Regions from separate parts of the Homo sapiens genome. Here regions 1, 2, 4 and 5 are each linked to region 3. The links are chromatin loops, found by intact Hi-C in ENCODE. Cell type or tissue: dorsolateral prefrontal cortex. All regions are shown on one strand. Region 1 overlaps SRPK2 (SRSF protein kinase 2). Region 2 overlaps SRPK2 (SRSF protein kinase 2). Region 3 overlaps SRPK2 (SRSF protein kinase 2). Region 4 overlaps SRPK2 (SRSF protein kinase 2). Region 5 holds the start of SRPK2 (SRSF protein kinase 2).

Region 1 (5,000 bases), 67 kb before region 3:
AATTAAGAAAATTTAACCCCTGATAAAAGTGATTTGAACAGGCCACTTAATTACAACAGAATACTAGCCTTTAAGGTCAGTGCTTTTAGCTTGAGACCCTTAGGTTGGACTTTCATATTATCTTAAAAATCTGCGGGGCACAGTGGCTTATGCCTGTAATCCCAGGACTTTAGGAGGCTGAGTGGATCACCTGAGGTGGATCCACCTGAGGTCAGGAGTTTGAAATCAGTGTGGCCAAGATAGTGAAACCCCGACTCCACTAAAATTACAAAAAAATCAGTCAGCCGTGGTGGTGCTGGTGGCCTGCGCCTGTAATCCCAGCTGCTCGGAAGGCTGAGGCAGGAGAATCGCTTGAGCTGGGGATGTGGAGGTTGCAGTGAGCGGAGATCATGCTACTGCAGCCTGGGAGACTGTCTCAAAAACAAAAAACAAAACAAAACAAAAAAACTTGTAACAATTTTTACTAAATTTATTTAAAGATGGTAAAGTTTCTACTCACCTTTTATTTTTGCCTTGTAATAATTTCAAATTAGTACTTTATCTTAAAACATTTTATTTTCAGGGTTTTGGTTCTAGGAGTTACATTGAAAAAGTTTTTTTTTTTTTTAATATTCTTTCTTTTTTAAAGTTTTTTTTAATTATAGGAAACTTCAGACTTAGAAACTGAGCTGATAGCATATGAAACCCCTAAGTACTTGGCACCTAAATTTAACAATCATTAAGATTTTGTTCCATTTTTTTTCTTTTTTGCAACTGTATTTAAAAGCAGTTGGCATATTATTGTTATATCTCTTGCATATTATTTCTCCCTTACATATTTCTATATACATCACTGTCTTAGTTGACCCGGGCTGCCATAACAAAATACCATAGACTGGGTGGCTTAAAACAACAGACATTTCTTTCTCACAGTGCTAGAGGCCGAAAGTCTGAGATCAGGCTGCCAGCATGGTCAGGTTCCAGGAGGGCCCTGTTCTTGGCTTGCAGATGCCTTCTGTCTCACTGTGCCATCGCGCTTAGGAGAGTTAGGGAGCAAGCTGTCTGGTGTCTCTCTTTATATAATCCTATCATGAGGCCAGTGGTGGTGGCTCATGCCTGTAATCCTAGCACTTTGGGAGGCTGAGGTGGGTGGATCACCTGAGGTCAGGAGTTTGAGACCAGCCTGGCCAACATGGTGAAACCCTGTCTCTACTAAAAATAAAAAAATTAGCTGGGCTTGGTGGCAGGCGCCTGTAATGCTGGCTACTCGGGAAGCTGAGGCAGGAGAATCGCTTGAACCGGGGAAGCAGAGTTTGCAGTGAGCTAAGATTGTGCCATTGCACTCCAGCCTGGGCAACAGAGCAAGACTCCATCTCAAAAAAAAAAAAAAATCCCTTCATGAGCCTCACTATCATTGATGCCTTCCTCTAACCCTAATTACCTGCCAAAGGCCCCACCTTCAGATATCACACTGGGGGTTAAGGCTTCAACATACGAATTTTGGGGGGACACAATTCAGCCCACAGCAATCATGCATTTATTACATAATCATAATGCATTATCACAATCAACAAAATTAACATAATTTTTCTGGTGTCATCTAAAAATCAAGGCATGGGTGGCTCATGCCTGTAATCCCAGCTCTTTGGGAGGCCGAGGTGGGTGGCTCACTTGAGGTCAGGAGTTCGAGACTAGCCTGGCCAACATAGTGAAACCCCATCTCTACTAAAATTACAAATATTAGCTAGGTGTGGTGGCGGGTGCCTGTAATCCCAGCTACTTGGGAGGCTGAGGCAGGAGAATTGCTTGAACCTGGAGTCAGAGGTTGCAGTGAGCCAAAATGGCACCATTGCACTCCAGCCTGGGCAACAGAGCGAGACCCTGTCTCAAAAAAACAAAAAACAGAAACTCAATCCATGTTCACATTTCCACAGTTACTGTAGGGAATGCCTTTTTACAGTTGATTTATTAGAATTGGGAACTCAGAGTGTTAAATTTGTTATGCTTTTAAAATCTGGAAGTAGTTTTAAAAGTAGTTCAGTAAGACAACAGACTCTTTCCTCAATGTGTAGTATGAAAAAGGAATTTAGAGGAGAGATTGCTATAGAGTAAAATTTACTTAAGACGTATAACAACAAATGTAATGAGAACTTTTTTTTTGGTTTTCAGTCCTAAGAAATCAACTGTAAAAAGATGGTAATACCCTAAATTCTATATAACTCCAATATTCTGAAAAACTGGTACATATACATGTTTGAGTTGTAAATTTAAAAATAACATCTTGAAAGTATTTTCATTAAAGGTTTTATATTTCTAATAAATTATAATGGTATTTTAAAACAGTCCCAACACACTAAAGAAAAATTTGAGTGAAGATACTGTCAAAAGTCAAGCCACCATTTTGTGAGGTAACTTTACAGACTTTTCCAAAGCAGAATTTATCATAGTAGTTTAGTAAAACGTTGTAAAGAAAAGAACATTACTTTTTTTCTCTGTGTTTTCTATTAACTGTAGTGAATATTTGATGTGAAATGCCATTCAAATATGAATTTAACCAGTAGGTGGCAACAAATCAATATCCAAATTTATTTTTAAGAAAAGTTCAAGAAAAATACTATAAATTGTAAATAAGATAACATTTGATTTTTTTCATAAATAAACATTTTGTGCTTTTGGCTTTAGTAAATGTTATTTAATTTGAAAATTTGGTATATATTTTATTTTTATACGATAAGCAAAGTTTTTTTTTTTTTAGATGGAGTTTTGCTCTAGTTGCCCAGGCTGGAATGCAATGGCATGACCTCGGCTCACCGCAACCTCTGCCTCCCAGCTTCAAGCAATTCTCCTGCCTCAGCCTCCTGAGTAGCTGGGATTACAGGTGCCTGCCACCACGCTTGGCTAATTTTTTGTTTTTTTTAGTAGAGTCGGGGTTTCTCCATGTTGGTCAGCCTGGTCTTGAACTCCCGACCTCAGGTGATTTGCCTGCCTCAGCCTCCCAAAGTGCTGGGATTACAGATGTGAGCCACTGCGCCCGGCTGCTTTTTTTTTTTTTTTTTTAAAAGATGGTCTTGTTCTGTCACCCGGGCTGGAGTGCAGTGGCACCATCTCACTGCAACCTCCACCTCCTGGGCTCAGTCGAGCCTCCCACCTCAGCATCTCCAGTAGTTGGAACTAGAGACAGACAACACCATGACCAATTTTGAAAATGTTTTGTAGAAATGAGGTCTCACTGTATTTCCCAGGCTGGTCTGGAACTCCTAGGCTCATCCAGTTCTCCTGCTTCTGTCTCCCAAAGTGCTGGGATTACAGATGTGAGCCACGACATCCAGCCCAAGGTTCATTTTAAAGCTATGAGTTGATTTTTGATAATTGAATTATTTGCTCATAGTTCTTTTAAAATCTGAATGATAATGCAATTGTTTGCTTTATTATCTTGTGGCTATAAATAATCAGTCATGGAATTGGGAATTTTTTGTCTTCCTTTATTAGAAGTTTAATAATTATTTGATAATAAGTAGTGTTATTTATTTATTTTTTGAGACGGAGTCTTGCTCTTGTTGCTCAGGCTGGAGTGCATTGGTGCGATCTCGGCTCACTGTAGCCTCTGCCTCCTGGGTTCAAGCGATTCTCCTTCCTCAGCCTCCTGATTAGCTGGGATTACAGGCATGTGCCACCACACCTGGCTAATTTTTTTGTATTTGTAGTAGAGACGGGGTTTCACCGTGTTGGCCAGACTGATATCGAACTCCTGACCTCAAGTGATCTGCCCGCCTTGGCCTCCCAAAGTCTGGGATTACAGGCATAAGCTACTGCGCCCAGCCAATAAGTAGTGTTCTTTAAGTTAATTAATTTTTTTTTTGTTTTTTTTTTTTTTGGTCTGTATCCCAGGCTGGAAGGCTGGAGTGCAGTGGCATGATTTTGGCTCACTGCAACCTCTGCCTCCCGAGTTCAAGTGATTCTCCCGCCTCAGCCTCCTGAGTAGCTGGGATTACAGGCATGTGCCACCATACCTGGCTAATTTTTTTGCATTTTTAGTAGAGACTGGGTTTCACCATGTTGGTCAGGCTGGTCTCGGACTCCTGACCTCAAGTGATCCTCCTGCCTCAGCTTCCCAAAGTACTGGGATTACAGATGTGAGCCACCGTGCCCAGCCAAACTGTATACGTATTTTAATACCAGAAACATCAGGGCTAGGCGCAGTGGCTCATGCCTGTAATCCCAGCACTTTGGGAGACTAAGGCGGGTGGATCATGAGGTCGGAGTTCGAGACCAGCCTGGCCAACATGGTGAAACACCGACTCTACTAAAAATACAAAAATTAGCCAGGCATTGGCCGGGCGTGGTGGCTCACGCCTGTAATCCCAGCACTTTGGGAGGCCAAGGTGGGTGGATCACGAGGTCAAGAGATGAGACCATCTGGCCAGTGTGGTGAAACCCCATCTCTACTAAAAATACAAACATTAGCGAGGCATGGTGGCGTGTGCCTATAGTCCCAGCTACTTGGGAGGCTGAGGCAGAAGAATTGCTTGAACCCAGTAGATGGAGGTTATGGTGAGCCGAGATTGCGCCACTGCACTCCAGCCTGGCAACAGAGTGAGACTCTGTCTCAAAAAATAAAAAATAAAATAAAATTAGGTGGGCGCCTTTAATCCCAGCTACTTGGGAGGCTGAGGCAGGAGAATGACTTGAAACCGGAAGGCGGAGGTTGCAGTGAGCTGAGATCGCGCCACTGCACTCCAGCCTGGGCAACAAGAGCGAAACTCTGTCTCAAAAAAACAAAACAAAACAAAAACAAACTCAGAAACATCATAGCATTTTCTGATATAAATGACTGGAAGAAATCTGTGTATATTTATATGTTATAATGGTATAAATATAGTATATTAGTTGGTATTTAGATCAGTTATTACAGCATTAGGCTAGAATGTTTGGTAAATGGTACATAAAGCATGATACTGTTTATAAACATTTTCCAAAAGCTCATTACCAAATATTGTTAATAAATGTATATGTGTATTCTC
Region 2 (5,000 bases), 59 kb after region 3:
ATGGATACAGAGCAACAACTGTACTGAGTTCTGAGTTCCAGTTTTTAATCATCTCTGTCCTGGACTAACAATTGCAGCGTTTTCCCATGAATTTTCTTTCTTCTTGCTTTTATCCTTTCTACCTGTTCTACACTCTAATTTCATATGTTTTTTGCAGAAAGCTAATCCTTGTTTCTATGGTTGCATTTCAGTGGCTACTACTTGCCTCAGGGATAGAGCCCAAGCTTCTTAGCATTGTGGTTTATTCTTTTGAATTGTGGATTATTCCTATGCCTAACCTCTTTCCTCTCTCCAGTCATACCAGATTAGTTTGGGCCTCTGTGCTTTTGATGATGTGGTTCCCTGAGACATGGACCTCCTGCAGTCAGCCTCATTCTGGCCAGTCTGTAAGATCACCTCTAGATGTCTCTGACTTGGCCCACTACCATCTCTGTTTCCATAACGATACCAGGAGCAGTTGCTTACATTTGTGTGTTTACATGCACTTTCCCCTCCTCACTAGACTGTACACCCCTCAGTGCTGGGCATCTGTGTGCTTCTGGGTAGTTGTAGAATCAGTGGATGTCATTTTACATGCATTTGGACTCACTGGTTTAACTTTTCTGTCAGTCTTTCTCCATTTCAGTAGTAATATTTTCTGTCAGATCCCACAAGTGTTTTATAAAATATTAATAGTACTAGTGGCATAAGACATATGTAGTGCTGAAATGCAATTTTAGAACCAGAGGTTTGCTTTTTGCAAAGAATATATGGAATTAATGTGTAAAATGGGAAGGATAAAAGCAAGAAACAAGGAAATTAATGAGGAAAAGTTAGTCCAGGAAATAGATGATAAAAACCTGAACTCAGAACTCAGTGAGGTGATCAGGCAGCAATACCTTTAGAACACCAACTCCTTTCTTTTCTAAAATGTAGATTAGTTGGGAAGCAGGTCTGATTTACTTACATCCTTACTAACTTTGAGTTGGCTGTGTACTACGTTCTAGAAAACAGTATGGTCTTAGGAAATAAGTAAGTAGTATTTGGCTTGGAATTACAATTGTTTGCTATTAGGACTTGGGGAGTGATATAGTTTGGATCTATGTCCCTGCCCAAATCTAATGTTGAATTGTAATCCCGAATGTTGGAGGTGGTACCTGGTGGGAGGTGATTGGATCATGGGGGTAGATTTCCACTTTGATGCTGTTCTCATGGTAGTCAGTGAGTTCTCCTGAGATCTGGTTGTTCTAAAAGTGTGTAGCACCTCCCCCCTCACTCTCACTCCTGTTACTGCTCCCACACTGTGTTGCGCCTGCACCCCCTTTGCCTTCCACCATGATTGTAAGTTTCCTGAGGCCTTCCCGGAAGCTTAGCAGATGCCAGCATCATTCTTCCTGTATAGCCTGCAGGACTGTGAGCCAATTAAATCTCTTTTCTTTATAAATTACCCAGTCTCAGGTATTTCCTTATAGCAATGCACGAATGGACTCATTCAGGGAATAAGATACTCCTATTCCCAAAAGAGAACTGTTTCCCATTCTGGATTACCCAGCTTAAGTCCCCTGGCCATTTCAATTATTTAAAAAAAAAAAAATCAGATCTTTTTGAGGCCAAAGTCTGATAATTCTCCATGATCTACTCTAGTACAGTTTGAGGAACTTGGCAGTGTATTCACTTTCACTTGCTGTGTAACAAATTACTGCACCCTTAGCAGCTTAAAACAACACCTGTTTATTAACTCACAGTTTTGTAGGACAGAAATCAGGGCAGCACAGTGTGGCTGGATTCTTACTAGACTGAAACCAAGGTGTTGGCCAGATCTGCAGCTCTCATCTGAGCTTCAGAGTTCTTTTCCAGCTCACTGGTTGTTGGCAGAACTCATTTCCTTGAGTTCGTAGAACTGAGGTCTTTGTTATCTTACTATTCTTCTAGCTGTTGGCAGGGAGCACCGTCACTCCTAGAGGCCACTGGCAGTTCTTTGCTCTCTGTGGCCCTAGTTCACAAATGATGTCTGCTTTTTTTCCAGGCAGCTGGAGCCCGCCGCTCCGCTTCCACTTCTTTGACCAGCCAAAGAAAACCCTCTGCTTTTAGGGACTGGTGTGATTAGGTCAGGCCACCCAGTGTGATCTCCCTTTGGCATGTAGTGTAGATAATTGGATAACAGGTGTAATATCTCACACTCACAGATCTACCCATACTCAAGAGAAGCAGGAGATTTAACATGGATGAGGGTCATTGAGGGTCATTGCACATTTAGGTTTGATTTACACAAAGTTTTTGAACTTAACCTTTCATTAAAGAGGAATACATGAAATTATCTGAAGTTCGAAACATTATCTGGTCCCAAGTATTTTGAATGAGGGATACTCAACCTATATTGACCGATTCTACTATTAATTAGAAATTGGGTATTTCTCAAGCTGACAGTAATTACCAAGAGAGGAAGAAGGAGGGAGGGAGGAAGGGAGAGAGAAAAGTTATAGATATAGGGTGGACATAGGGAGGAAAGAAAATGAAATTTGACTTTATGTGAATGTCCCTCAAATACTAACTGAAGAAATTCATCTGGAGCTCCTTTTCTTTATGTTTGATTAAAAATTAACTGAACTGTATTTCTTAAATTGTGTCAGTTGCCATCTAAGCTGATAGCAAAGGAGAGGACATTTTTCCTACTAAATGTAGAGTTTATTTTTTCTTTTCTCTGCTGAAAAGAAATACGCAGTAGCAGCTGAGAGGAAATCGGAACTCTCATCTGGTTGCCATGGCAATTTAGAGCAGATGAGACTTGTAGTTTCCTCGGTTGTTGAGTTTTTCCTCCCTTTTCTGACAGAGCAAGTGTACATGCAGAATATAGTATGAAGTACATAGCATGATGATAATTTTAGTATTATAGTATGATATTGAAAGAAAAATATTTTTAAGTTTTTTTAAACCACATTTTAAATTTAGAGTAATGATTAGAATTTTCTTTGTAGTGTAAAAATAAATATAGTTCTTTGTGAAAAATATAAGTAGCTAGTGGAATTTTGCTTTCTAAATTAATTTCATTCCCATCACTGAAGTGCTGTGTTTTTCTTTTTTCTCTCCTCCCCTCTTTTTCTCTTTTGCTTTGCTTTGCTCTTTTGTTTTCCTTTCTCTTTCCTTTTTCTTTTTTCTTTCTCCTTTCCTTTTCCTTTGCTTTCCCCTTTCTCCATTGTCCTTTCCCCTTCCCCTTTTCTTTCCCCTTTCCTTTTTCCTTTCCCCTTCCCTTCCCTTTCCCCTTTCCTTTTTCCTTTTCTATTTTCTTCTTTCTTTTTTTCCTGAGACAGGGTCTCACTCTGTCATGCAGGCTGGAGTGCAGTGCTATGATCTTAGCTCATTGCAGACTCGCATGCTCAAGCAGTCCTCTCACATCAGCCTCCTTAGTAGCTGGGACTGTAGATGTGTGCCACCACGCCCAGCTAATTTTTGTAGTTTTTGTGGGTATTGCCAGGTTGCCCAGGCTGGTCTCAGACTCCTGGGCTCAACTGATATACCCACTGTGGCCTCCCCAAAGTGCTGGGATCACCTGTGGGGGCCACTGCACCCGGCCTGAAGTGGTATATTTCTTTATATTTCTTATAGTACATGAAAACATGTTCTTAAATTAGCACCTTGTTTAAACTTTGGACCCTTAGATAAAATTTCAGTCTCCTTTTTAAAGAATTACAGATTAATTTTCACTCTGAATGTAGCTGAGCTTATTGTAAAAGAGACTATGCATATTGATTGCTTAAATCTCTACATAGATATTTGTTTCTTGAAGTCATACATTTTATAACGGTGTAGTGTTGGATATTTAAAATATCTATAGCTGTATTGGGGTTTTCTTTTATTTTTTTAAAAATTTATTGTTGTTTTTGTAGAGATGAGGTCTTGCTGTGTTGCCCAGGCTGGCCTCAAACTCCTGGGCTCAAGCGATCCTCCTGCCTCAGTGTCCCAAATGGCTGGGACTACAGGTGTGCACCACCACACCTGGCTTCTTTTATTTTTTAACAATAGCTTTTTGAAGTATAATTCACATAGCATACAGTTTGCTCATGTAACATATATATTTTAGTGTTTTTTATTATGTTCACAGAATTGTACAACCATCACCACATTAGGACATTTTCATCCCTCCTAACAGATATCCCATATCTACTAGCAGTCAGTCCCCATTTTCCTCCTTTTTTCTCCATTTCCCCAACCCCCGATATGAGCATCCACTGATTTACCCCATCTCTATAAATTTATCTGTTCTAGACATTTGATGGAAAATGGAAGATCATACAACCTGCGGTCTTTTCTGACTGGCATCTGTCACCCAGCATAAGGTTTTGGAGGATCCATCCATGTTGTAGCATATATCAGTACTTCATTTCTCTTTGTTAGTGAATAACATTCCCTTGTAATGATATACCCCATTTTATTTATCAGTTAGGGGACGTTTGGGTTGTTTCTGCTTTTCGTTAAAAATAGTAGTACTTCTCTGAACACTGTGGATGAGATTTTGCTGGATATATGCTTTCATTTCTCTTGGGTATATACTTGGGAGTGGAATTGTTGGGTTATTTGGTAATTTTATGTTTAAACTTTTGAGGAACTGCCAGACCGTTTTCCAAGATGGCTATGCTATATTACCCTTCCCACCAACAATGTTTGAAGATCCTTATTTCTTCATCCTTCCTTAAACTTATTATCTGACTTCTTTTAATAGCCATTCTAGTGGGTATGAAGTGGTGTCAGACTGTAGTTTTGATTTCCATTTCTCTGATTACTAATGATGTTGAGCATCTTTTCATATATTTATTGGTCATGTGTATATCCTCTTTGTAGAAATGTCTTTCCAATCCTTTTTATCCATTGTTAAATTAGTGTGTCTTTTTATTGTTGAGTTGGAAGAGTTCTTTATATATTCTAGATACAAGTCACTTATCACTTATCACTTATGATTTACAAGTACTTCCCCCCATTCTGTGGCCTTTAAATTTTCTTGATGGTGCCCTTTGAAGTACAAAAGT
Region 3 (5,000 bases):
TAATAAGTCATATCAGTATGGACATCCAGGTACCCCCGATTATGGCAGGTGTTGTGGTGGAATGGAAATCAGTTAAATGGCTTCTGGAATTCTTCACGAATGTGGGGAATTACCAGACCTATGGATGATAAGGACAGGGAGGAGTTGATGGTAGCATAGACAGAGTATGTGGGCCTCAAAGGATACAGTATCATAGTGTTAACGTTCCTTGATTTCTGAGTCCTTCTGGAGCGATGAACAAATCTGAAGGTTTAGAGATAAGGTGAAAATGAAGTTGGAAACCTTTTCATGTATTATTAGAATCCTCTTTGGTTTGGGGCTTCCAGTGTCACCAGTCAGAATATGGTTTATAGCTTGAACTTTTCTTTCCAGTGTTTACAAGATAGGCATTAACTTCGTTAGAGCTGTGTAATTTAATCTTGGGCTTTTTCATCTTAAGTGCATTGATATACGTACGTATACTGAAGTGTGAACTTTTTGTTGTTTTGGAATACAAAATTGCCATGATGAAGATGGATTCAAGTGTAATCTCTTTTCTGAAGCAGCAAGTTGATACATGGAGCACAATTCTCTAGGAAGGGAGGCTGAGATACAGATTAAAGTTAAGTTCCCACCTACAATAACACTACAGTGATAAAAATGGGGATGTTGAGGTTGATGATAAGAAGGAGAAGGTGGATTTAAACTATGGAAAAACCATTTAACATTGGACAGGCCTGGTATCCTTCATTAACTAATTCAGTAAATATTTATTGAGAGATGAAGCAGGGAGGGCTCATGGCATCCCAGGCACAATACTACTTTATTTTCATGGGTTATTTCATTAAATCCTTGCCACAGCCTTTCAGATATATGTTATTATCCTCATTTTACAGGAGAGGAGATAGAGGCTTTAGAGAGTTTAAGTAATTTCTCCAAGGTCATACAGCTATTAAAAATGGCAGAGGAGGCCTGGTGCTGTGGCTCATACCTGTAATCCCAGCACTTTGGGAGGCTGAGGTGGGCGCATCATCTGAGGTCAGGAGTTCAAGACCAGCCTGACCAACATGGTGAAACCCTGTCTCTACTAAAAAGACAAAAAATTAGCTGGGTATGGTGGCGGGCGCCTGTAATCCCAGCTACCCGGGAGGCTGAGACAGGAGAATCGCTTGAACCCGGGAGGCGGAGGTTGCAGTGAGCCGAGATTGTGCCATTGCACTCTAGCCTGGGCAACGAGTGAAATTCCATCTCAAAAAAAAAAAAAAAAGGGCAGAGGAGGCTGTTCCTAAATCCAAGGCAGAGTCTGAGCTCTGACACCCTGCTCCTTCCAAAATGAGGGGAGGGGCCCTGCTGAGGGCTCACTGTGGCGCCATGTGCCTGATCCTCAAGGTGAGTCTCAGCACCACCCCAGCTATAGGCGCTGTGCTCTGCTCTCCCAGTGGCTCGGCAGCTTGGCTACACCCTGTGGTAGATTCTGCTCTCTCATCAGGTATTCATGCCGCTTTTATAATGCTCATTGAAGTTATAAGCTTAAAAATTTGGGAAAAATCCTTATTTTAACAACGCTGAGAGGATATTTCTGTACAGGTCCATTGTATTTTATGGAACTAATTTTTATTCCTTTTTCCTTTACATCTTCTCATATTCAACTTTGATTTATATAGTCAACATTTTAAAAAAAATTTGCTTTACTGCTTAAAAAACTATTGAGGTCTATTTTGAAATCCTGGTACTGTTGATAGCATTTTATTGGCACTAATTTATTTTTTAGTATGTGAACTTTTTATTATGAAAGCACACTTCAGTTTTAAAAATCCAGTTGGAAATACTTATTAGGGATAGGAAAACAGCTTTACACATGAAATAGTCTGGGTAATAGGACCATGTCAGTTTTATTAACTTAAAATTATGTGCTTTAGTCAGTCGTTGATGTTTTAAAGGAAACGTGTTAGATTGTCTCCTTATCTTTTCCCTCTCTTATTTTCACCCTTCCTTCCCTTTTAGTCTGTTATCTCCCTTCCAAATCAGTATCAGCAATTATCTTTTAATTAAGTTGAACTGGTGCTTACATTCCTGTTGTAGATGTCTATTGTCAATCCTTTCCTAAAAGGACAAATATATTATCTCTGCTCGGTAAATGGGTGTTGCTGTTCACTTGTACTGTACTGCTAAGGAGGAGGGGAAAATTAAGGTATAAAATCAGAAGTCTCTTTCTAGAGGAGTTAGGAACACTAGATATTAAATGTGTCTTTAATTAAACACAATCAAGAAATTAAAACAAAGGTTAAACATTTTGAAATCTATACATCGGGGTTCTGGTTTAATATTTCATTCTTAAGTGACAAAAATGATTCACTGAGCCATATTTTTTAGGGCTAGTGAAATAGAAACAGCCAAGGGTTGCATATCTGTTTATTACAGCCTGTGACGTGATTACCCAGGCTTCTCAAATTATCTAGTATATTTAATTCAGATGTTCAAGATTTCTTGTTTGTATTTTATTTTGCTAAATTGAAAATCATCTTGTAGAACCATGCTAGTTCTACCTTAAAAAAGAAAACACCCCTCTGCTTTAAAGAAATGGTACTTCCTGCTTTCATAAACAGTCATGTGCATAGTTTAGCAAGGCCTGATGCCTCTGGAGCTTTTTCCCTTTATAGCACCATTGAATCCCAGTCCTAACAGAAGTACTGCGAATCTTGTGGCCTCATTCTGAACAAAAGGGATTAGAGAAGAAAAATCTCTTGATATAAGGCTTGAAAGCAAGGGCAGGCAATCTTGGTTGTGAATATTTTCTGATTTTTCCAGAAATCAAGCAGAAGATTGAGCTGCTGATGTCAGTTAACTCTGAGAAGTCGTCCTCTTCAGAAAGGTACAGCTACATCTCTTGCATGAACAATTAATGGTGTAGCATTGCTAAGAAACAAACCAGGACATATTTTTTTTTCTTGTCAAGTTTGCTATATAACGTATTGTCCTGCATGCTGGTATTGTGCTGTATTGAAGATGTGTATTGGGGCAAGCTGTTCTGCTTTTGCAAAGGGTGATTGATTTTTTTAAGAAAAATAGTGGAGCCTGATCAGCTGCAGCATGCACACCATAACACAGCAGACCGCTGGTTCATGTGTGACAGCTGTTGAAGGCTTTAAAAATAATTTAGCTAAAAAGCAGAAAAGAAAAATCTTGCTTTTTTAAAGGGAAATGCTGTGAGGTTTTCTTCCTATATGTTGAGGTTGCTGCTCTACAGAATTACGAAGGTTATTTGTAAAATGTAGGTTAAAAATACTTGATTTTGGGTTGTAATAAATATTTATTCTTATATGGTAAGGGAGTGCCATTTGTAAATAGCTTAGGAATTGCAAACCCACAGATTAGTCACATTCTGTAAGAGAGATATGATGCTTCTTCAAGTCTGTGCTAGGAAATGGAACAGTCACTGCATGCAGTAATGGTTCATGCCTGCAGGTAAGGACAAAATGACTCAGAAGTATTTTTAAAGCAATTATTTTATCTGTCAATCATATGATTATATCTGAAAAGAGATATTTCATTAAAATGACTGTTTTGCCTTATAAAAAGAATTAAGATATTTTTATCTGAAGTCAGAAATAAGGCTATAGTTGCCTATTTTGATATGCAAATATTGTATACAGTTCTGTTTACCAAAATAGTGTATACTACATGATGTCTTAAATTGAGATTCCTGGGCATACAGTTGATGCTTACCTTTCTCTTGGTTACCTAATAGGTTATACTTAATATTGATATTTTATACTTAAGGTATATGTTGATTTATCTTTTCTAGGGTTTGCAGGGTTATCTTTTTTGTTCATAGATGTAATATTTAGAAAAATAATGGAGAAATAATGTGGTAGTTAAGGAATGATACAGAAAAAATACAAAAAAAATGAGTTGAAGAACCTACCATGGTAAAATGGATTTATTTAAAGTATGCTAGTATATGAAGGACATAATCTGATGTAAAATTATCATTTTAAATTGATTTATTAGTATAATCAGGGGAAAAAGCTTATGGCTCTAACTTAGGGCATCACAAATAAAAATGATGTTACTGCTTTTGTTAGAGACTGAAAGTAGAAAATTTTAGGACTGCTAGTGTTTATTTTTGTGTGGCTTCTAACTTTTGGTTTGTGGCTAGCCATCTGATCTTAAGCATTCTGTTTGCTGAGATGAGAAACAGTCTTCAGCCTTGTGAATATTCTGCCAGTAAAATGGTGGTGATGGGAAGGGTAGAAGAGGGTGGTGTGCATAGTGAACGAGCTGGGTATCAGCTGTAATGTTAGAGTTTGGTACTAGGAAGAGCACACTTAATGAGATGACAGTAATAATTACATTAGCTTTTTGGAATATCATGAATTCTTTACTGATAAATTGAGGGTTGGACAGAGTGGATGAATATTATTGAGAAACAAATTAGGAGTGGATGAGGTTTTCTGGTTAAAATACATTCTGTAAGGAAAGATATTCTAAGATATTTTAGTGATTTTATTTATTTACTTACCTACACTCTGGTGGTTATTTGAAGGAAAGGGAGGACGCATGTGGTCATGATTTTAAAGTTTAGAAATCAGCCACTATTGCTTCTGATAACTTCATGCACAGTTTTACCAGAGATTACTTAATTTATGTATTATTATTTCATGGCCATTATGCTGTCCTGACTTAATGGTTGATAAATGTAGCTTATAAATCAGACAACACTTTGCAAACATAGAAGTTGTTTCGTTAATGTAGATATATTACAACAAGAAGGTACTCTCCCTTGCCCCTACTTTTTATTAAAAGTCATATGGTAATGAACAGTCAAATCATTTGTCTTTTTAATTTGTTTGGAGGAACTTGAAAAATAAGAATCTGAAGTTTAAAAAGAATTTATGGCTTGTAACACTATATCCTGTCCAGGAATTTAACACCTTACAATATCATGTAGCATTATCATTACATTCTTAAATTCCTTGTTCACCAGTCCAGCTACATTTTAAGAGTTTTTGCTTTCACTT
Region 4 (5,000 bases), 120 kb after region 3:
GGCTGCGGCAAGAGAATCACTTGGACTTGGGAGGCGGAGGCTGCAGTGAGCCGAGATCGTGCCATTGCACTCCAGCCTGGGTGACAATAGCGAAATTCTGACTCAAACAGACAAACAAGAATAAGGGTGGGCCAGGTGCGGTGGCTCACACCTGTAATCCCAGCACTTTGGGAGGCCAAGGCGGGCAGATCATGAGGTCAGGAGTTCTAGACCAGCCTGACCAATATGGTGAAACCCCATCTCTACTAAAAATACAAAAATTAGCTGGGTGTGGTGGCACGTGCTTGTAGTCCCAGCTACTCGGGAGGCTGAGGCAGGAATTGCTTGAACCCAGGATACGGAGGTTGCAGTGAGCCGAGATTGTGTCACTGCTGCTCTTCAGCCTGGGTGACAGACTCTGTCTCCAAACAAACAAAAAAAGTATAGCCATTAGATTTTATGAAGTAGATATTATAATATGTAACCAGATGAGACCTTTAAAACCCAATGTTTTTCCAGACTTCTCCCTTTGGGGTGCAACCCTCTAGTATGCCGAGAGCCACGGTGGTGCCCCGCAGGTCCTCTCACCTGTATCATTGGCTGATTTTGTCTCTCTACACTTAGTATTTATTTACCATTGTAATTCTTTCAGTGGCCCTGTTTATCAGTAAATTTTGTTATGACTGAACCAGTATTGTTCAAGTTCAGACCAGAAGCTTTCATGTCAATTTGGTAAACATTTTGATATTACTGGGTTTGTTCAGCATGGTAGTGCACACGATGCTGTATTGACTTGGAATTCTCCTCAGGATGTTGAGCCCTTGACTCAGGAAATGTGGTGAGGTGGCTCTGTTTCAAGGGACTAAGCTGCTTTCCTGAGCCATTGCTTTGTGCAGTCCCAGTGCTGGGCACAGCAGCTTTAACTTTCTTCCTGATGACATTCAGAAGTACAGCTGCTGGCTTTTCTCATTAATTCTCACCAGTTAGAGATGAAAGAAAAAGGAGCAGAGGCTATTTCAGGACAATGTGGGTAAGGACGCCGTCCCCTGGATTTTTGGTTTGAGCGTGTCTCTGGCTCTTGTCCTCTTTTATTGTTAACAGGTATTTCCAAGCTCCTCCATTGAGTTTAACATCTTGGTTTTCACAGGCAGTTGGTGGGACCTGCCTTGTGTGTTTCACTGTGGAAGGGAAATCTAGTGGAACCCTCAGTGTTTCCAGCAGGAAACTTCTAGGCTTGCGGAGAACCCCTCTGGTGTCCCGCACGCCCACAAGTAATTAATATTCTCAATGAAGAACTCCTGCTTGGGGTCGCCTCCTTCCTCTGCCAGCCCATCTGGCTGCCCACGTGGGTTTCTCTGGGTGCTTCATTAGGTTCTGTTACCCACAGAGTAGGAGGAGACAGAGTCTCCCTGCTCTGTGTCCTTTGTTCAGGTGTGGGAGGAAGAAAGTCCACCGCTTATCACCAGTAGCAGAGCATAATTTGGAAAGTTGCTCTCATTCTATTTCTTTTTACAGTTCAGAATTTTGGGGGAAGCTTTGCACTCTGGGCTGTGAGCAAGGCCAGGGAGACAGTCTTTAGAGGAGTCTCCACATTATGCTTGACTGTTCCCCGACTTATCTACAAGATTACAGGACCTATTTCAATCAAGTTGTGGTGGAGAGGAGCAGATTTGTGTTGCGAAGACCAGTAATAGATGGTATCTGACACAAATGTTGATGTACAGAAAGCAAGCTTTGAGACCATTTTAACCAAGCCCCTTATTTTGAAGATGAATTTGAGGTTCAAGGAAAAGAAGGAACTTTCTCTGAACCTGTAGCTAGTTAATTTGGAATGGGACTCGGGGCTTCTAGCTCCCAGCCCTAGACTTAGCCTTCTTTTCCGCACTGCTGCTGAACTCAAAGTCTGACTTTACCCAGAGAAACCTGGCACTTGTTCCTCATGTGTGTGAAATGGCTCCCTGAGTGGGATGATTGAGAGTCACGTCCCTGGCTCGTCTGGGCTTAGGTTGATCTCAGCTTCCCTGGCAGCCAAAGGATCTCTGCTGCCTCCTGCTGCTAGCACCAAGTATTAAGGTTTTTTGTTTGTTTTTGAGACGGAATCTTGCTCTGTCACCAGGCTGGAGTGCAGTGGCGCGATCTCGGCTCACTGCAACCTCCGCCTCCTGAGTTCAAGCAATTCTTGTGCCTCAGACTCCTGAATAGCTGGGATTACAGGCATGCACCACCACACCCAGCTAATTTTTGTATTTTTAGTAGAGATGGGGTTTCACCATGTTGGCCAGGATGGTCTGGATCTCCTGACCTTGTGATCCGCCCATTTCGGCCTCCCAAAGTGCTGGGATTACAGGCGTGAGTCACCGCGCCCAGCCGTATTAAGGTTTTTAGGCAAGAAAGATGAACATACTGTGATTTGACAAGTAAAAGCAACAGAGGAAAGAATTAGTAAAGACTTAACTCTGTCAGATTTTGCAAGGGGAGATCTATCCATGGGGATGAAACATGATTCCTTTTGGTTTGTGTTTTTGTTTTTCCCATTGTCACAGTTATCCTGTATAAATAATTGTAGGAGTTCTCGTCAATGTTGGTTGATTCTGGGGTGCATTATTACTTAAAACTTCACTGGAAAGACAAATGTTATTTTTGAAAATAAAACCATTTAAAAATAGTAGTTCTGGCCAGGCATGGTGGCTCACGCCTGTAATCCTAGCACTTTGGGAGGCCGAAATGTGTAGATCACCTGAGGTCAGGAGTTTGAGACCAGCCTGGCCAACATGGCGAAAACCCCGTCTCTACTAAAATACAAAAAGTAGCTGGGCATGGTGACATGTGCCTGTAATCCCAGCTACTAGGGAGGCTGAGGCAGGAGAATTGCTTGAACCCAGTAGGTGGAGGTTGCAGTGAGCCAAGATCGTGCCACTGCACTCCAGCCTGGGTGATAGAGTGAGACTCCATCTCAAAAAAAGAAAAAAGTAGTTCAAAATTAAATTATGGAATCAAAGTTTTGTTGCTGGGATGTACCATACGGGTTATCAAGTATAGTCCTTTTATATTAGAAATGGAAACAACTGAGACCCAGATAATTTTTTTTTTTTTTTTTTTGAGACAGAACCTCACTCTGTTGCCCATACTGGAGTGTGGTGACACGATCTCAGCTCACTGCAACCACCGCTTTCTGGGTTCAAGTGATTCTCCTGCCTCAACCTCCTGAGTAGCAGCGATTACAGGCATGCACCACCATGCCTGGCTTATTTTTGTATTTTTAGTAGAGAGGGGGTTTCACCGTGTTGGCCAGGCTGGTCTTGAACTCCAGACCTCAGGTGATCCACCTGCCTTGACCTCCCAAAGTGCTGGGATTACAGGTGTGAGCCATCGTGCCAGCCAACCCAGAGAACTTTAATAAGTGACTTAGGAAGCTGGATGTGGTGGCTCACACCTGTAATCCCAGCCACTTGGGAGGCTGAAGCAAGAGGATCACTTGAGGCCAGAAGCTTGAGGCTTCAGTGTGCTTTACTTACACCTCTGAATAGCCACTGCACTCCAGCCTGGGAACATAGCGGGATCCCATCTCTAAAAAGAAATTAATTTTTAAAAAGTGATGAAAAATCATAATTCAATAAGTCAATATCAGTACAAGTCTTCTGACTTAGATACGTTTTACCATTTAAGTTTCTTGTGTGCTAGACTTTGTTTTTGTGAGTTTTCCGTAGATTATTTCTAAAGCTTATTGCTACATTTGTGTGTAACAGGTGTTTCCCCCTCCCATAGATGAGAATGAAAGCTCAAACAGCTTAAACAGCTTGCCCAGGGGTAACACAATGAGTAAATGGTTGAGCAGTAATTTAAGAGCAGTCTGAATCCAAGGTCATGTTTTTAACGCTGCCCTGTTGCCATTTCCTTTAATGGTTTCAATTATCTTAACTAACTTTATTTGTCCCAGTGGCAAAGTATTTTTCTTGTGTTTATTGCCCATTGCTGTTTTAGGAAAGTTAGCCTAGTTGAGTGCAATAGCCAATTTTTTTTAAAAAAAATCTGGAACTTTAAGTTTTTACTGAGATCACTTCTTGCTTGTCATGAGGTGCATCATTGTCATTGGGACCTCATGTGAACACATTTGCACACTGAGGCACATTAACTCTTAACTGTGCAGCCTCCCGCACAGTGAATCAACCTTTGAACTGTGAAAGAAGCCAAGGTGGAAAGATAGGACAACTCTCGTGCATGAGAAAATGGTCAAATATATTTTAGGAAAGAAAGATACTGACATTTTTACCTTGAGATAGTATTTGATACCGAAATACAATTTTAGTTGGAAAACGATTTTTCAAAAATCGTATTCCTTTGACCTCTATGGGCTGGACATCATCAATGTGCCTATCCATTAATTTCTTGTACTTTTCAGAATCTCTTTTGTTGTTCAGATATAGAACTCCACATATTATTCAGTTTGCACCAGGAAGATGCATGAATGTCGTTGAATAACATGAGCCCATTGGATTGTGTTTCCTTCAAAAGTATAACCATGTTCTCCATGGAAATATTTTACATCATGTTATCTTTCTTACTATTGGTCCTTTGACATTTTATTTGCTTTTTTTCTTTTTTCCTTTTAGACAGAGTTTTATTCTGTCGCCTAGGTTGGAGTGCAGTGCCATGATCTCAGCTCACTGTGACCTCCGCCTTGTGCCTCAGCCTCTTGAGTAGCTGGGATTACAGGCGTGTGCTACCTTGCCTGTGCCACTATGCCTGTGCAGTTTTTTTGTGTTTTTAGTAGAGACAGGGTTTCGCCATGTTGGCCAGGCTGGTCTCGCACTCCTGGCCTCAAGTGATCTGCCTGCCTCGGCTTCCCGAAGGGCTGGGATTACAAGGCAAGGCTGAGCCCGGCCTTGACATTTTAAATGTAATTTAAACATATCCTAATTGCAGTATTATCCAAAACAGTAAATATTCTAAGGCAAAAAATGTCTTAAAATCTTATCCTAGTTTTATCTACTTCACTGGTACTTACTAGGAACTTGTCAGTA
Region 5 (5,000 bases), 120 kb before region 3:
AATTCTGATTATGTGGGAGATTATCTTTATTCTTAGTAGATATGTACTGAAATATTTAGGGATAAAGGGTAACAGTGTCTACAAAAACTCAAGTGATTCAGCAAAATAAACCATACACACAGACACATAGATAGCAAATGTGGCAGAATGTTAAAAATTGGTGAATATGGGTTAATTTGGCTGTTAATTGTATTTTCCTTGTAACTTTTCTATAGGGTTTGATATTTTTTTGAATATAAAAAGTTAAGGACTCTTCAAAATCCAAGCAGAGTTTCCCGTTCTGATTTATCATCCTTAGTGTAAGCCACCTTGTCAAAGATACAGTTGTGTGACCAATGAGGGAGTTAATAGTCAGAATGCGTATCTTTCAAAAACTATTGTAATTATTTACATAAATAAGAGAACATTGCAGTTATCTTTTTGTGTCACTATCAACTTGATTCACATCTTTTGTAGGCAGCCTGATAAGGTGGTTTGTCGACGGCCAGGCCTGAATTTCGATCCTGGCTGGTTAAACTTTTTAACCTCGTTGGGACTCAGTTTCCTCATTGTAGGATGCAGAAAATAACTACTTGGTGTGATTGTTGTTTTGAATTGTTATACACCTGGTGTTTACGGAAGCGAGTTTCAATTCATGTGCAAAACCTTTGTCCTACCTTGAATGCTATCTGTATCTTTTCCTTCATTAAACTCATGCAATCCTGGAGGGCACTTAGAGGTGGGAGAGAAAATGACTTCTCCAAGGTCACACCGCTAATCGCGGACCCAGGTTTCCCAGCTTTTGGTCGTGTGCCCTTTCCACGCCTGCCGGAGAGGAGGAAGCGGCGCTCATGGGGTTGCAAGGATGTAGAGGAGCAAAGGGAGAGAAGAGGCCGCGGGAAGAGAGGTGGTGCGAGACCCGCGGAGGCGCCGGCCAAGGACGGGCGCATGGAGCAGCGGGCGGCGCGACCGGCCGGGGTGCGGAGGGGAGAGGCCGCGGCGGGGAGGGAGGGTCCCGCGGGTCCGGTGCCCGGGAGAGGCGGGCGGCCTGGGCCAGCCGCAGGATCGCAGGAGGCGGAGGCCCGGGCCGCGGGCTGGGGTGGGGGAGGCCGAGGGCCAGCGCGGCCATGGGCGGCGGCCACTTCTGCACAGGTGGGTGGGGCGGGGGCGCGGGGCGCTGGGCGCGCGGCGCTGGGGTCCCGACCCCCGGGGCCGGCGGGTGGGGGCGGGGCGGGGGCGGGGCCGGACGGGGGCGGGTCTTGCTGGGTCCCTGCTGGAGCGGCGGCGGCGGCGGCGGCGCAGGCGCGGTTCTCGTCTCCTCCCGGCCGGCGGAGCGAGTGGAGGCTGCAGCCCAGCTCGTCTCGGCGCCCGCGTCGCCGTCGCGAAGCCCCCCGCCCCGCTTCCGCCGCGTCGGAATGAGCTCCCGGAAAGGTGAGTGGCCCGCGGCGCGCCCTCTCCCCGCCACGCGGCCAGCCCGGGCGGGCGGCCCGACCGTTAATGTGTGTCTTCTCTTCCCCAGTGCTGGCCATTCAGGCCCGAAAGCGGAGGCCGAAAAGAGAGAAACATCCGAAAAAGTGAGTCCACGCTGCGCCTGTCCCCGTTCCCCACCCCCGCCCCGTCGGGGGCGCCCGCGGCCGCGCAGGGGAAAGTTGTCCGGGTCCCCGGGCCGGCGGGCGGGCTGGTCCCCCGGGACGCTGGCGCTCGGCTCCTGCCCCCGGCGGGCGGCCCGGGGGGAGGGGCGGCGGCGGGGGAGGGGCGCGCGGGCCGCGGCCGGTTCCCTAGCATCACGGAGCCTCGACCCCGCGACCTCCCGCCCCGGGTCGCCACCGGCCGGCGGGCGGGAGGCCGGCGGAAAGGCGCCGGGCAGGGCGTGCGCACCCGTCCCTTGCCCGCGAGCTGGCCCGGGGGTCGCGGCCCTTTCCGGAAGGGGCCCCGGCGTCTGCCGCTGGGCTCCGGCCCGCCCGCTGCGGGAGTGCAGCGGCTGCGTTGCTCCCACCTGAGCCGCGGGCCGAGGAGGCGGAGGGGCCGAGTGTGCGGGAGGGCGTGTGTCTCGCCTCCCCTTCCTCCCCGGCCCCCGCCTGTCGGCCTTTCTGCTGAGAACCTAAGCTGGTTGTCAAGTGGTTTGCCTCGGGCGTGTTCCTGGCGCGAGTTCAGCCCCGAGACCTGTGCGTTTCGGCTCTCGGGTTTGGATTCGAAACTTTCCGCTCGGGTTGAGCGTGACTTGGGTGCGCTGCGGGCGCCGGGGTCGCGGGCTGCGCAGGGCGGTGGGCGTGTGCGCGGGAGCCGGTCGGAGTGGAAAACGCGCCCGTGGCGGCCACCTCCAGCCTGGCCGCTCACCCGAGCAGGGGGGCCGCTGCCCAAGAACCCTTTCCTGGAGAGCTGCTCCGAGACCGCACAGCGCCGCCGCGTCTTCTCCTTTTCCACTCCTCTCTCCTAATTTTTTTGATTTACCAGCGTTCGACATCGTTATCTCTTCCTCTAGATTAATTGCTTCGCTCTTTTGAGCAAGAATACTCTGTGTGGCATCTTTGGTACTGTGGGGAACGAGAATCCAGCATTATCTTTAATAAAATCCAGAAACATTTTTGGTTGTTTCCTTTGAGGGGTACGTCGCAGCACGCTCACTTTTTTCCCCTTCTCGTTGGCCTTGGTCCTTCAGTTTCACAAAATGTGGATAGTGACTTAAAAATACCTTAAAAAAAAAAAAAAAAGAAAAAACCATTAGAGTAAGGGGAAAGCACTTCCTAAAGAGTTGAAGAACTAATTGGTCGGTAAAAATTGGATATTGAATTCATAAGATGTTAAAATGGACTGGATTTTTGGTAGTTTTGGTTGCTTTTAAAAAAATTAGTGCTAGCTTTCAAGTGAATTACAACCTTAAATTTGAGATTTCCTTTGGTGAACCATGGAAGTTTACCCAGTGGTAAGGAGAACTGTAATGTTTAGGATTCTGAATAAGTACTGTGTTTTAATCACAGCTCTTAATTCAAAGCATTGATTTAATTCCACGTAGTCTGTTATACTCAGAAACATAAAAACAAGTGGAAAAAGTATGACCCCAGTGTCGGAGATGGCTATGTGTGCATGTATATACAAATAGACACGTATATGTGCATGTTACCTTTACGTACATGTGGAAAAACAGTTCTAATTAAGTCAATATGTGTCTTGTATTTGCATATATTAGAGTATGATTTTCCTAATGGTCGAGGGCCTTTTTGGTGGGCCGCAGTTTGGATTTATGTGGTATGTTGATGAAGACTTAGTGAATAGCCACAGTACTCAGCTTTTCCTCTCACAGATTAATCTGCCAGTTTCTCCCACTGTGTATTGTGTATATGTGATAGAATTTGAGGGGGAAAATAACACACCAGCTAATGATGAAACGAACTGGCTCTAGTCTGTAAGGTAACGGGACCAGCCCAATTATATAACTGATTGAGGCATTGCCATTTTTCACTTAACTCTTTGAATCAAGTCATAATTTTATTTAATAATTTTTTTGAGGCAGAGTTTCGCTCTTGTCGCTCAGGCTGGAGTGCAATGGCCCAATCTTGGCTCACTGCAACCTCCGCCTCCCAGGTTCAAGGGATTCTCCTGCCTCAGCCTCCTGAGTAGCTGGGATTACAGGCACCCGCCACCAAGCCTAGCTATTTTTTTTGTATTTTTTAGTAGAGACGGGGTTTCACCATGTTGGCCGGGCTGGTCTACAACTCCTGACTTCAGGTGATTCACCGGCCTCGGCCTCCCACACAGCTGGGATTACAGGTGTGAGCCACCGTGCCCGACCTGAATCAAGATATTATTTAAAAGAACTGTTTGATGTTATTTATTTATTCATGTCTTCAATAGGTATTTACATGTCTGTCTTCGGAGATGGTGTTAGAGGTTGTTTTTTTTTTTTTTTTGAGACCGAGTCTTGCTCTGTTGCCCAGGCTGGAGGGCAGTGGCGCGATCTCGGCTCACTGCAAGCTCCGCCTCCCGAATTCACGCCATTCTCCTGCCTCAGCCTCCTGAGTAGCTGGGACTACAGGCGCCCGCCACCACGCCCGGCTAATATTTTGTATTTTTAGTAGAGGTGGGGTTTCACCGTGTTAGCCAGGATGGTGTCGATCTCCTGACCTCGTGATTCGCCCGCCTCGGCCTCCTAAAGTGCTGGGATTACAGGCGTGAGCCACCAAGCCCGGCCGGTGATAGAGTTTTGAACAAGACAAAGCTCCTTGCAAAGCTAACCTTGGGAGGTTTGGGGAAAACCACAAAGAGGGTGACAAGATAATTTCAGATAGGGCTAAGGGATAGGAAGAAAATGAAGATGGGACATGTTAAGTAATAATAATAGATGACATTTGAACACTGTGCCAGTCACTCTGTCGATTGTTTTACATATACCTTGTGACAACCCTAAGAGGTAGGCACCGTTATTACGGACATTTTACAGGTGAAACAGGGACACAGGAAAAGTAAGTAACATGCCCAGCTGTTGAATCAAGGCAGCCCGGGACCAGAGTCCACTCTCTGAGAAATGGCATTTGGGCAGGATCGAGAATGAGGAGGAGATCCAGTGTGGCAGAGGCCCTGGGGAGGAATGGGCTGGAAGTATTCGAGAAACCCAAAAGTAAGAGTGGCCTGAGTGGCCCAGAGAGGTTGATGGGAGGCAGGAGTCAGAGCGTGTCTACCCTCGTAGGCCATTGGAGGCTTACATGTGGAAGGGACAGGTTCTGATTCCTGTTTAAAAAGAGGGCTGCTGTCCGGGCGCGGTGGCTCACGCCTGTAATCCCAGCACTTTGGGAGGCCGAGGCGGGCGGATCACGAGGTCAGGAGATCAAGACCATCCTGGCTAACACCCCGTCTCTACTAAAAATACAAAAACAAAATTAGCCCGGCATGGTGGCGGGCGCCTGTAGTCTCAGCTACTCGGGAGGCTGAGGCGAGAGAATGGCGTGAACCTGGAAGGCGGAGCTTGCAGTGAGCCGGGATTGTGCCACTGCACTCCAGCTTGGGCGACAGAGCGAGACTCCATC

The links. Hi-C counts contacts between places; a loop is a spot of excess contacts. Peaks named below come from ENCODE experiments on the same cell type or tissue, not always from the same donor. Only the 100,000 strongest peaks of a DNase experiment are listed, where the experiment ranks them.
Region 1: a loop joins it to region 3, with 2.2 times the contacts of the local background. A loop is called at or near these places in 4 of 110 quality-filtered maps.
Region 2: a loop joins it to region 3, with 1.9 times the contacts of the local background. A loop is called at or near these places in 17 of 110 quality-filtered maps.
Region 4: it touches region 3 in a loop (8-fold over the local background); 9 of 110 quality-filtered maps call a loop at or near these places.
Region 5: a loop joins it to region 3, with 5 times the contacts of the local background. A loop is called at or near these places in 11 of 110 quality-filtered maps.

The regions. Positions count from the first base shown.
Region 1 is chr7:105,333,688-105,338,687 of GRCh38, reverse strand. All of the region lies in intron 2 of SRPK2 (SRSF protein kinase 2), which reads left to right. Among named protein-coding and RNA genes, the nearest start is that of SRPK2, 53 kb to the left of the region's middle. In dorsolateral prefrontal cortex, a CTCF peak has its summit at 2,530 (motif pointing right); no DNase peak of the experiment used is centred here; H3K27ac peaks cover 391 bases.
Region 2 is chr7:105,207,818-105,212,817 of GRCh38, reverse strand. All of the region lies in intron 2 of SRPK2 (SRSF protein kinase 2), which reads left to right. Among named protein-coding and RNA genes, the nearest start is that of SRPK2, 180 kb to the left of the region's middle. In dorsolateral prefrontal cortex, no CTCF peak of the experiment used is centred here; a DNase peak (open chromatin) is centred at 1,948; H3K4me3 peaks cover 1,065 bases; H3K27ac peaks cover 3,272 bases.
Region 3 is chr7:105,266,657-105,271,656 of GRCh38, reverse strand. All of the region lies in intron 2 of SRPK2 (SRSF protein kinase 2), which reads left to right. Among named protein-coding and RNA genes, the nearest start is that of SRPK2, 120 kb to the left of the region's middle. RefSeq lists an enhancer at 2,550-2,839. In dorsolateral prefrontal cortex, CTCF peaks have their summits at 2,291 and 2,641; no DNase peak of the experiment used is centred here; H3K4me3 peaks cover 3,596 bases; H3K27ac peaks cover 3,730 bases.
Region 4 is chr7:105,150,102-105,155,101 of GRCh38, reverse strand. The region is part of intron 7 of SRPK2 (SRSF protein kinase 2); the gene reads left to right. Among named protein-coding and RNA genes, the nearest start is that of KMT2E, 140 kb to the right of the region's middle. In dorsolateral prefrontal cortex, a CTCF peak has its summit at 2,031 (motif pointing left); a DNase peak (open chromatin) is centred at 1,991; H3K27ac peaks cover 2,905 bases.
Region 5 is chr7:105,385,201-105,390,200 of GRCh38, reverse strand. SRPK2 (SRSF protein kinase 2) reads left to right here and starts at 1,280. Exons shown (of 16, transcript NM_182692.3): 1 at 1,280-1,410; 2 at 1,499-1,553. The coding sequence starts at 1,395. RefSeq lists silencers at 910-1,079, 1,180-1,229, 1,240-1,309, 1,340-1,469, 1,810-1,929 and 1 more. In dorsolateral prefrontal cortex, CTCF peaks have their summits at 2,140 and 2,340; DNase peaks (open chromatin) are centred at 950, 1,280, 2,110 and 2,360; H3K4me3 peaks cover 2,268 bases; H3K27ac peaks cover 1,334 bases.